2 separate regions of the Homo sapiens genome follow, and region 1 is linked to region 2. A link is a loop called in an ENCODE intact Hi-C map of the cell type or tissue named here. Cell type or tissue: endothelial cell of umbilical vein. All regions are shown on one strand. Each heading gives the region's core, and the rest is flanking DNA. Links, peaks and the distances in the headings are about the cores only. Region 1 overlaps SEC14L1 (SEC14 like lipid binding 1). Region 2 has its middle 21 kb from the start of MIR6516.

Region 1 (6,738 bases), core at 2,607-5,106, 65 kb before region 2:
ATTATGATGAGTATCGTGGAAGGCATTAATTATAGCTGAAAGAACAGACAGTAAACATGTTGCTCACATGCCACGCACCAAAACATTTGCACTTCCAAGTATTTTAGCATTTTTGACCAGGAATAGGTTCTTTTTACCACCCCTCTCTCAATGCCTGCCTTCACAGTTTACCACGCAATGGTATAAAGCAGCTATGTTTACTTTTGATCAAGGAGCCATTTCAACACACATCATACCACACAACAGACAGGGAATGGGCCAACACCGGGAGGGCTGTGAGATATTCTGCATCAACCCATCGGAGCTTCTTCCATTCGTACACCCACTCCTTTGCTCCAAGAGTTCCAGACATGATATATATTCTTGCTAGAGGACAGGAGAAAGAAACTTCAAAATCTCTTCCAAATTCCACGTTTTCTCTTAGGAAACAGCATGGCTCTTCAAGGTATCCGTGCCACCTGGGGTGTTAAGCCTGTGACAAGGAAAGGTCACTACATCCAGCGACCATCTGTGTGTTCCACCCTCCAGCCTATGCTGAACTTCACCTGGACTACCTTCGTTTAACACACAGAGAGTCCCCAGCTCCTACCGGTCCGTGCGCTGCTGAGAACGTGGCCACGCTGCCGGCGTGCCAGCATTACTGCCTGAGCTCCACCTCCTGTCACATCAGTGGCAGCATCAGACTCTCACAGGAGTGAGAGCCCTATTGTGAACTGCACACACAAGGGATTGAGGCTGCACGCTCTGTAAGCTGCATGCTCCGTAAGAGAATCCAATGCCTGATGATCTGAGGTGGAAGAGTTTCGTCCCGAAACCATCCCCCTTCACCCCACAATCCGTGGAACAACTGTCTTCCACAAAACCAGTCACTGGTGCCAAAAAGGCTGGGGACCACTGCTTTAACAGAGACCTTCACATGACTTTATTAGCAGGCAACAGTGACACAATTCTAAAGGACCTTGAAAAAATTACCCACAAAATTAAAAACTTCACACGTAAAAAGTTTTAATTCCACAGAGAGGTCACTCATCTGATTTATCCACATTATATTTTAAAATAATGTCAAAAAACACACAGTAGTAGGTTTGTTTCCTGACCTCTTAAAATAACTCAAGTTAGTGACACCCACACTGTGTTTGACTCTATTCTGGAAGGCCGTGTTCTTGCAGCTCTGAGTGGCAGGTGGGATGGGAGTGCTATGAACCAAAATTACTGACGACGGTCTCCTCCTCAAGAGCAAGAGAAGCTGCTACTAAATACAGCTCCATCCGCTTTAAGATTTTCTGCCATAAATTTCCCTAAACCTTTGGGTCCTAGAAACAAGTGCTAGTGCATGAACACTGCACTCAAAAAAAAAAGGGGGGGGGGAGGGGAAGAAAGGGAAAAAGCCACGAGTACAAAGGGGCAGGCAAGCAAATCTTAGCAAAGAACTAGGGCATTACCCACCAAACCTAATTTGACAGCTCTGTGACACCCCCAACTCTGTCCCCCAATGACAGTGGCTATGATTTTATACTCTTCATAGGACAGCCATGTGTCCTGTCAAAATTGTTCCTGGTCCATACAAAAGAACTAGGTATATGTCAGTTATTTCACAGTATCCAGCAGAGGATTACAGCTTCTAAGTTTTGAACCACTGCTATAAGCACAAAACAAGAATAAAAACAAAAAATTATGCTCAAAAGAAAAATAATCATCTGCTAAAACACTAGCATGTCTACATTTGGCTAAAGCAAGACTACTATTCAGATCTAGCATTAGATATAATGTTTTAAGAGGGGGTCAGTTTCAGATTGTTCTAGTTAAAGACAAACACTATTCCCTCTCTCCTTGCTGAAACTAACATACATGCAACTAACCATAGCTAAAACTGGTTTAACAAGGTCTTCTGGAATATTTTCTCTTAAAGTACTTTTAATGTATTCTTCTTCAAGAATTTCCAGCCAAGACTACCTGGAAACTTTTGTTAACACTATTTAATAGGCTGACATAGAGTTACTGAGCTTTCAAATGAAATTCAAAGTATAATCTAGTATGCCTGATCAATTGTATCTTTTGCATTTAAATTTAAATTAGAAAAATAAGGCCCATCATTATTCTACTGTCTGTTACATTTCTGAACGATCTCAATACGGACATCTCAGACATCAGCCCGGGGGCTCTATGTTTTAAATTTGCTCACTGTCCTGAACATAATCATCTCAGACATTCCTGACCAGCTCATCTGGGTACATTTGTCCTTCAGCACTGTCACATGTGTTCCTTGATGTCTCAGTAACTTTCATGGTGCCTCAAGACCAAAAAAATTGATGATTTATTAAGTTACTATGTCCAAACAATTTAAAAAGCATTTATGTCCTAATAACTTAGTAACCATTTGAAAAAATAATAAACTTAAGTTGAAGAAAAAATGTCTTTGCTTCATTCTTAATCAGAAGGATTTCTAAGGATGTGTAAAGTTGCATCGTCAAAATCCAAAGACATGTACAACACAGAGTGAACCTAAACTACAGATTCTAGTTAAAAATAACATAATTGGCCAGGTGCAGGGGCTCACGCCTGTAATCCCAGCACTTTGGGAGGTCAAGGTGGGCGGATCACCTGAGGTTGGGAGTTCAAGAACACTCTGAACAACATGGAGACACCCCGTCTCTACTAAAAATACAACAACTAGCCGGGCATGGTGGTAGGCACCTGTAATCCCAGCTACTCAGAAGGCTGAGGCAGGAGAATCACTTGAACCTGGGAGGTGGAGGATGCAGTGAGCCAAGACTCTGCCATTGCACTCCAGCCTGGACAACAGAGCGAGACTCTGTCTCAAAAACAAACGAACAAACAAAAAACCATAATTATTGTGTAAGAGACATCCAGTGGGGAAAAAATAATGTTGTCAATATTAGTTCATCAATTTTAACAAACATACTGATAGAGGCAGGAGGCAGACAAATGCCTAGGCAGACAGGAGCAGGTCCCCAGTGAAATCCAACCTTCAATCTGGAGAGAGTCCTGGGTAAATCCTCACACGGGACTGAGAACCCACCTTCTCATTTGGCACAGTTTCCTCTGATTGATCCGTCTTTCACCTATTTTACATATACCTATCCTTTCCTAATTGGTTTACTTTTTTTTTTTCAAGACTGAGTTTCGCTCTTATTGCCCAAGCTGGAGTGTAATAGCATGATCTCGGCTCGCTGCAACCTCTGCCTGCTGGGTTTGAGTGATTCTCCTGCCTCAGCCTCCTGAGTAGCTGGGATTACAGGTGTGCAGCACCACGCTCAGCTAATTTTTGCCTTTTTAGTAGAGACAGGGTTTCACCATGTTGGTCAGGCTGGTCTCAAACTCCTGACCTCAGGTGATCCACCTACCCTGGCCTCCCAAAGTGCTGGGATTACAGGCATGAGCCACCATGTCCAGTCTCCTAATTGGTTTTCTACACTATCATGCCCACCTTTGAGTGGTGTCTTCACTTTAACCTTTTTTGCATACTCACAAACCAATCAGCACACACTCCCTATTCTGAGCCCATAAAAAGCCCTGGGCTCAGCTACACGGAGGCCGGAAATTAAAGAAAAATAAAATTTAAAAGAAAGAGAAATAAGTTTTCCTGTATTAGGCTGATTTGTCCCAGAGGCAGCAACAGGCACAGCCGAGACCCAGGAAAAGTCTTGATAATATTATCTAATGTGCTCTGGAGACTTTCCCAGCACTCCCTCAACACAGGGAGAAGAAAAAACAAATTTTTCTTTGTTTTATAGAATGAGTTTATAGATTCCTGTTCTCTGTAACTAGTGACTTCAAGTATTGTTTTATCTAAGAAATACAATGAAGGTCATGAAAAGCCTGAGTAGGCCGGAACTACAGCTGCCCGGGCACCACAGTGAAGGTTATAGGATAAGTCCATGCCTAGGCAAACACAGATAACGGACATCTGGGTTGCATAGCAACAGTTATGTGCAATCCTGAGTTATGAACCTGTAACGATTTAATTAACTGTCTTTGTCCCACCTCTGTATCCCTGCTTTCACGCCACTATAAGCTTGCTTTAGCTAGCCCACCCCCTTCTGTGAAGTGTGTATAAAAGTCAAGTGCTGTCTTTGTTCTGAGCCCAACCTTTGGGTGTGAATCTGCTGGGCCTGAGTGCACTCAATAAAAGATTCTCCTGTTTTAACCCGAGATCTCTCTCTCGTCCTCCTGAATCCTGCAACAATACTAGCGCCAGAGATGATGAATTCCTCTTCAAAGGGTTTAACTGTGTAACGTCCTTGTTCTTTGTTCAGAAGCCCAACCTCCTTATACTCTCTTGTTTCTGGCCTGCAAACAACCCTCCTGCTCTTGTTGTGCCCTGACATGCTCACACAAGTCCAGACATACCTTGTACTGTAACAGACAGACTGCTCCTATCCCCTCTTTCTCTTACAAATCATGCGTTTATCCTATTCAAAAAAGTTTTAAGTCTTAGCCAACTGGGATCAGTTTAGATTGTACAGTCCAATCCTAGCCAACAGGGGAAGGACACCGACAGGAACTGCGTTAGGGATAAAAACCCCTTCCCTCCTTTGTTCAGTGTGCTCTTGCAGTCGTAACAGATGCAGGCGGCACCCTTCTGCAAAAGTAAATTGCCTTGCTGAGAAATCCTTTGTCTCAGTGCTAGTTTTTCTCTTGAGCACAGCTTACTTGTTCCCAACAATCTGGGGGCCCATCCAGGATTCCCATTCTCCTCTGGGGAAGGGTCTCCAGTCCTCACTCGTGAGGAGACAGGTCCCACTGCCTCGTTGTGGTGGCCTCAAGGGTTAGGGATCGAGACCCACCTGGTGTGACGAATAAACCCGGACGCTTAGCAACGCGGGAGAAAAAGGCCTACAAATACCACAGTGACCAGGTAACTCTGTGCAGAGACAAAGGTTAAGAAAAAACACAATGGCAGTGCAGTATTTCCTTGGTGGTCAGGACATCCTGGAGGTTGAAAGTGTGTGAATGAGACGCACAATTGAGTGTGGAGTCCGGATCTGTGGTTCCGTGGTCACCTCATACAGCTTAGGACAGCTTGCCTGTCTTGCCTGTCGGGGGATCATACCGACCCACCAACGCTAAGGGGGACCTGAAAATTCCCACAAAGGAAGCAGCCAGAGAAGGATTAAGCAGAAGCAAAAGAATGCAAGAAATCTCAAGTAAGGGGGGTTGGGCCTCTAAAGAAAGAGTGCAAGAGGCCAGGCGCAGTGGCTCATGCCTGTAATCCCAGCACTTTGGGAGGCTGAGGTAGGCAGATCACAAGGTCAGGAGTTCAAGACCAGCCTGGCCAACATGGTGCAACCCCATCTCTACCAAGGAAATAAATAAATAAATAAAATACAAAAAATTAGCCAGGTGTGGTGGTGTGTGCCTGTAGTCCCAGCTACTTGGGAGGCTGAGGCAGAAGAATCGCTTGAACCCAGGAGGCAGAGGCTGCAGTGAGCGGAGATCGTGCCATTGCACTCCTGCCTGGGCAACAGAGCAAGACTCCACCTTAAAAAAAAAAAAAGAAAAAAAGAAAGGGTGCAAGAAATCTCTAGTAAGAGAGGTTGAGCCTCACAAACTCAAAAAAACACCTTCTCCAGGATGCGAAATACCCCAAGCAAGACAATAGAATTTCCCGGGACAGCCCCTTAGGTCTCCTGCTAAAATACTGGAAAGATAATGAAAGGACTAAAAATAAGAAAAAGCAACAAATGATAAAATACTGTTGTTTTATTTGGACTAAGGAAACTATCCTCAAACCATCAGTTTTCTGGCTACAGTTTGGGTCAAATGAGGATTGGATTTGTCAACTTTTAATAGAGTATGTGAATAACAAGAGTCCTGTCCCTCAGGAGGAGATACGCTATGCCCTGTGCTGACGGCAGGGGCCTGTCCACCTCTACCCCCTCAAAGCCAGTAAGAATAAGCCAGAAACTACTTACCCTATAGAAACTAAGGCCCCCACCCCTAAGCAACCCACATGGGATCCTTTAGACCATCTGCCTCAGCCAGATACCTCTCACCTCCCTCCCCCTCAGGCAGCCGCCCTGGACCCTTCCCCCGACTCACGTTGTGCCCCCTCTTTATAATCCTAACTCCTGGAATCATTCCCAGCCTCAGGGCCCTCCCCCAGGAAGACTTCGGTGCGAGACAGAACAATGTAAAAAGGATATTCAAAACTTCCCTTTCCCCACCACTTCTAAAGAGTTAGCTCCAACTCTCTTCCCCTTAAGGGAAGTGCCCCTCAGAGGAGGCTAAATGCTCCATTAACTAGCTCAGAGGTCCGAAACCTACAAAGGGAGCTCAAACCACTCTTAAGTGACCCTTATATAGTGGCTGACCAGATTAATCAATTTCTCAGACCCCAGATATATACTTGGGCTGAGCTAATGTCTATCCTAGGTATTCGCTTTTTAGGAGAAGACAGGAGCATGATTCGCAGGGCTGCTATGACAATTTGGGAACGTGAGCATCCCCCAGGTCAGAACGTCCCAGCAGCTGAGCAAAAACTTGCGGCCACAGATCCTCAATGGGATAGTAACAACGCAGCCTACTGGAGGAATATGCAAGACCTTGGAGAACTGATAATTAAAGGAACTCAAAAATCTGTATTCCGCATCCAAAACATTCCCAAAGCTTTCTATATACAACAAGGGAAGGATGAAGGACCTACAGAGTTCTTAGAAAGGCTCAAGGAGCAAGCGAGGATATATGCAGGTCTAGGTTTAGAAGACCCTCTTGGGC
Region 2 (5,472 bases), core at 1,944-4,443:
ACAGGCATGTGCTACCACACCTGGCTAATTTTTTTATATTTTTAGTAGAGACAGGGTTTCACCATGTTGGCCAGGCTGGTCTAGAACTGCTGAACTCAGGTGATCCACCTGCCTCGGCCTCCCAAAGTGCTGAGATTACAGGTGTGAGCCACTGAGCCCAGCCTTAACTCGTTCTTTATCAAGCCTGCTGATGCATTTTTGGGTGCATTCAGCCTGTGTCCCAGAAAAGTGCCCAAGAAGGGAAGGCTGGCTGGGAAGGCAGAGGTGAGAATCTGAGGTTCTGTGGGCCAAGGTGGCACTGACTTCTTATAGACAGGGAAGGTGACCTTCCTTTTTGGAAGCAAAAGAACTTTAAAATATTACTGGCAATACCAATACTCTGTTCTCAAGATAGAATTCGTTTCACATATTGTAAAAATCCTAGTAAAAAGCATTATTTTTCTTTTCTTTCTTTTTTTTGTTTTTCGAGACAAGGTCTTGCTCTAATGTCTGGGCTGGAGTGAAGTGGTACGATCTTGGCTCAGTGCAGCCTCAACCTCTTGGGCTCAAGTGATCCTCCTACCTCAGCCTCCGAAGTAGCTAGGACTACAGGCACATGTCACTATGCCTGATTAATTTTTTTGTAGAGAAAGAGTCTTGCTTTGCTGCCTAGGCTGGTCTCGAACTCCTGGTCTTAAGTGATCCTTCCACCTCGGCCTCCCAAAGTGCTAGAAGTACAGGCATGACCCATTATGCCTAAGTACTCTTTTTTTTTTTTGAGTCTCGCTCTGTCGCCCAGGCTGGAATGCAGTGGCGCGATCTTGGCTCACTGCAAGCTCCACCTCCCAGGTTCACACCATTCTCCTGCCTCAGCCTCCCAAGTAGCTGGGACTACAGGTGCCCACCATATTTTTTTGTATTTTTAGTAGAGATGGGGTTTCACCGTGTTAGCCAGGATGGTCTCGATCTCCTGACCTCGTGATCCACCCACCTCGGCCTCCCAAAGTGCTGGGATTACAGGTGTGAGCCACCACGCCTGGCCGCCTAAATACTTTTCAATTCATCTTTGTAACTGTTAACTGTTCAGGAACAGTATGCACTTCTCAGGGCTGTCCTGAGAGGTGGATTAATGAACATTGCAAAGACGTCAATATAGACTATAAATGAGATTTCATTCTTCTCATTTCAAAAGCAGTATGTGTATTCCTGGGAAAACTTCTGAAAATATAGATAAGAGAAAAGGATTAAGGGAAATCCTACCACTTAGAAATTATAATTCTTAACTTTTTATTATATACCTGTGATTGGCAACATAATAGCCCCCCTGCATTAGTCTGTTCTCACACTGCTATGAAGAGAGACCCGAGACTGGCTAATTTATAAGTAAAGAGGTTTAATGGACTCACAGTCCTGCATGGCTAGGAAAGTCTCAGGAAACTTACAATCATGGTGGAAGGCAAAGGGGAAGAAAGGCACTTTCTTCACAGGGCAGTAGGAAGGAGAAGTGCTGAGCAAAGCGGGGAAAGGGCCCTTATAAAACCATCAGATCTCCTGAGAACTCACTCACTAACACGAGAACAGCCTGGCAGTAACTGCTCCCATGATTCAGTTACCTCCCACCGGGTTCCTCCCAGGACACTTGGGAATTATGGAAACTATAATTCAAGATGAGATTTGGGTGGGGGACACGGACAAACTGTATCATTCTGCCCCTGGCCCCTCCCAAATCTCATGTCCTCACATTTCAAAACACAATCATGCCTTTCTAACTGTCTCCCAAAGTCTTAGCTTATTCCAGCATTAACCCAAAAGTCCAAGTCCAAAGTCTCATCTGAGACAAGGCAAGTCCCTTCCTCCTATGAGCCTGTAAAATTGAAAGCAACTTAATTACTTCCTACATACAATGGGGGTTCAGGCATTGGGTAAATATACCCACTCTACACGGAAGAAATTGGGTAAAACAAAGGGGCTACAGGCCCCATGCAAGTCCAAAATCTAATAGGGCAGTCATTAAACCTTAAAGTTCCAAATGATCCCCTTTGACTCCATGTCTCACATCCAGGTCACACTGATGCAAGAGGTGGGCTCCCATGGCCTTGGGCAGCTCCATCCCTGTGGCTTTTTGGGGTTCAGCCCCCCTCCCGGCTGCCGGCTGCTTGCACTGGCTGGCCTTGAGTGTCTGTGGCTTTTGCCCCACTGCACTCCAACCTGGGCGACAAAGCGAGACTCTGTCTCAAAAAAAAAAAAAACACTTCAAAAGAACTTTGGTCTCCACAATCTTTTATCTTAACCTCAACATTCCCTTTCTATCAATCCCACGTCTTTAGACAAACTCAGCCAAAAAATTGTCAACCAAAAAATCTTTAAATTCACGTATAGCCCGGAATCCCACCCCCGGCTTTGAGTTGTCCCGCCTTTCTGGACCACACACATGTATTTTTTTTTTTTTTTTTTCTTTTTGAGACAGAGTCTCGCTCTGTCACCCAGTGCAATGGCACAACCTCGGCTCACTCCAACCTCTGCCTCCTGGGTTCAAGCGATCCTTCTGCCTCAGCTTCCCGAGTAGCTGGGATTACGGGTGCCTGCCACCATACCCGGCTAATTTTTGTATTTTTGCAGAGATGAGGTTTCACCATGTTGGCAAGGCTGGTCTCAAATTCTTGACCTCAAGTGATCCTCCTGCCTCGGCCTCCCAAAGTGCTGGGATTACAGGAGTGAGCCACTGTGCCCAGCCCCAATGTATTTCTTTTTTTTTTTTTTTTTTTTTTGAGACAGAGTCTCACTCTGTCGCCCAAGCTGGAGTGCAGTGGCACAATCTTGGCTCACTGCAAACTCCCGGGTTCACACCATTCTCCTGCCTCAGCCTCCCGAGTAGCTGGGACTACAGGTGCCTGCCAACACGCCCAGTTAATTTTTTGTATTTTTTTTTAGTAGAGATGGGGTTTCACCCTGTTAGCCAGGATGGTCTCAATCTCCTGACCTCATGATCCACCCACCTCAGCCTCCCAAAGTGCTGGGATTATAGGCATGAGCCACCGCGCCCAGCCAGCCCCAATGTATTTCTTAAATGTATTTGATTGATGTCTCATACCTCTCTAAAATGTTTAAACCAAGCTGCGTCCTGACCACCATGGGCAAATGTTCTCAGGACCTCCTGAGGGCTGTGTCTCTGGCCATGGTCACTCATATTTGGCTCAGAATAAATCTCTTCAAATATTTTATACACTTCGACTCTTTTCATCAACAATCATCACCCAGGGCAAAGTTATTCCCAGAGCCACTTCCATAACTGATGGCTGCAAGATCCAGGCTCTCTAAAGGGAGGCTGAGGACAGTGACCCTAGGAAACAATCATTTTTCTTTTTGTCCAACAATGCAAGCCACTTCCTCTCTCTGCAACCAAGAATGCGTTTCCTTTCCGGAGCTCAGTCAACCAGTGTAATTACTCGAGCAGAAAAGTCACCTTTCAGAGCTTGGTGTTCTGAGACAGGAAGGCTTCTTATGTATTCCTTGGAAGACAAAGAATGTTCCTCAATGAAAACCGGGTAAACAACTCCATGCCTCTATTCTGGGTAACATGACAAAAGTTAAAAGGAAGCAGTTGGCCTGAAGTCAGTTCCAACTATTGTGTTGCTTGCACAGAAAGTACGGAATTAAAAAGCATGGGGGAGTCCAGTGGATTCCAAGAAAATGTTTGCGAGCCTACAAATTATGATGAATTATGATGCTATTTTCAAAAAAAGAGGCATATTAGGATATCAGCATTTTACGCATTTAGTTAATGTAACAGCTAACAGTCTGCTAAACTGTGGTGAGGCTGGGGACTCTAGTGGCTGGAAATGAGTAGATGCTAAGTACTGGTAGACTGTTTTGTTCCTTTTAGAACATATGGAACGGCATATCCTTCCAAGGCTGAGCATTAAACAATAAAAGCTACAGAAAGCAAAGAGAAAATATACCTTTGAACAGTTAGTTTCAGTTCGTTCTCTTTCAGAGTGTTAAACAAAAATCATAGGAGGCCCTTGTTTTGGACTAAACTCCTGCACTAGGCCCCAAAAGACCAGACAAAAATCAAAATGGAGTCACCCGTGCTCAGCAAACCAACACTGAGTTGTTATCTGACTTCCCAAGAAATCAGGCGAGAGAAATAGCAGCCTAATTTCCCAAGGAGGCCAGTTTCAGTCTCAAGTCAGCATGCTAATGAAGTTCCCTCTGTTTTAACCCTTACAACAAACAGTAACTTGGTGGGCTCTGTGACCCACGCCTATGATCCCAGCACTTTGGGAGGCCCAGGCAGGAGGATCACGTGAGGCTGGGAGTTTGAGACCAGCCTGGGCAACATAGCAAGATATCATCTCTATAAGAAAAAAGAGATGTAACTGTGACTGGTTATCTTTTTCTTGTTGTCTTTGTATTGTCCTGTATCTCTTCCTGCCTTACAAAGAATTTAACTTTGAAATGACCAATATGCTTTTTGTTCTGTTTCTGCTTTCTTCAGCCCTTAGTCTATAAAGCCAAACCCCAGGCTGGGTGCGGTGGCTCACGCCTGTAATCCCAGCACTTTGGGAGGCCAAGGCAGGATGATCACCTGAGGTCAGAAGTTTGAGTCCAGCCTGACCAACATGGTGAAACCCCATCTCTACTAAAAATACAAAAATTAGCTGGTGTGGTGGCTGGCACCTGTAATCCCAGCTACTTGGGAGGCTGAGCCAGAAGACTCGCTTGAAACCGGGAGGCAGAGGTTGCAGTGAGCTGAGATCAAGCCACTGCAGTTCAGCCTGGGTGACAGAACCAAACTCTGTCTCAAAAAAAAAAAAAGAAACAGATGACATATACATTCTTTTTTTTTTTTTTTTTTGGAGACAGAGATGAATGTATATATACATGTCAGCTGTTTCTTTTTTTTTGAGACAGAGCCTGGCTCTGTCGGCCACACTGGAATGCAGTGGCATGATCTTGGCTCACTGCAACTTCCGCCTCCCAGGTTCAAGCGATCCTCCTGCCTCAGCCTCCTGAGTAGCCCAGACTACAGGCATGCACCACCATGACTGGCTAATATTTTTGTATTTTTAGTAGAGACAGGGTTTCGCCATGTTGCCCAAGCTGGTCTCAAACTCCTGACCTCAAGCCATCTGCCCGCCTCTGCTCCCAAAGTGCTGGGATTACAGGCGTGAGCCACCACACCTGGCCTATACATTCATATTCTATGCTGGGGTCCCATCCCTCTGGCCCTCTGTTTCAGTTACCTGTGGGAAGAACCCACACGAACCATAGGGCTGCCACCTCCCAACTGTCCAGAGGAGACACACTGGACCCAGGTCTGTAGCAAGGGCTTCCTGCCGGACAGAACTGGGTTATGACGACCACGTTTAATGCAGAAACTCGGGACTCTGGATGGGGAAAGTGGAGCTCAGATAGTGCCGAGATGAGTCATCACCATGGGCTTTATTGAGCACATTTATATGGCAGCACTGCACACTCGCCCAAACAGCT

What was found. Peaks named below come from ENCODE experiments on the same cell type or tissue, not always from the same donor. Only the 100,000 strongest peaks of a DNase experiment are listed, where the experiment ranks them.
Region 1: a loop joins it to region 2, with 7 times the contacts of the local background. A loop is called at or near these places in 3 of 110 quality-filtered maps.

The regions. Positions count from the first base shown.
Region 1 is chr17:77,172,686-77,179,423 of GRCh38, reverse strand. The region is part of intron 3 of SEC14L1 (SEC14 like lipid binding 1); the gene reads right to left. Among named protein-coding and RNA genes, the nearest start is that of SEC14L1, 35 kb to the right of the region's middle. In endothelial cell of umbilical vein, for the core only: no CTCF peak of the experiment used is centred there; a DNase peak (open chromatin) is centred at 3,913; H3K27ac peaks cover 2,418 bases.
Region 2 is chr17:77,108,153-77,113,624 of GRCh38, reverse strand. It overlaps a transcript of SEC14L1 not described here. Among named protein-coding and RNA genes, the nearest start is that of MIR6516, 21 kb to the right of the region's middle. In endothelial cell of umbilical vein, for the core only: no CTCF peak of the experiment used is centred there; a DNase peak (open chromatin) is centred at 3,504; H3K27ac peaks cover 2,500 bases.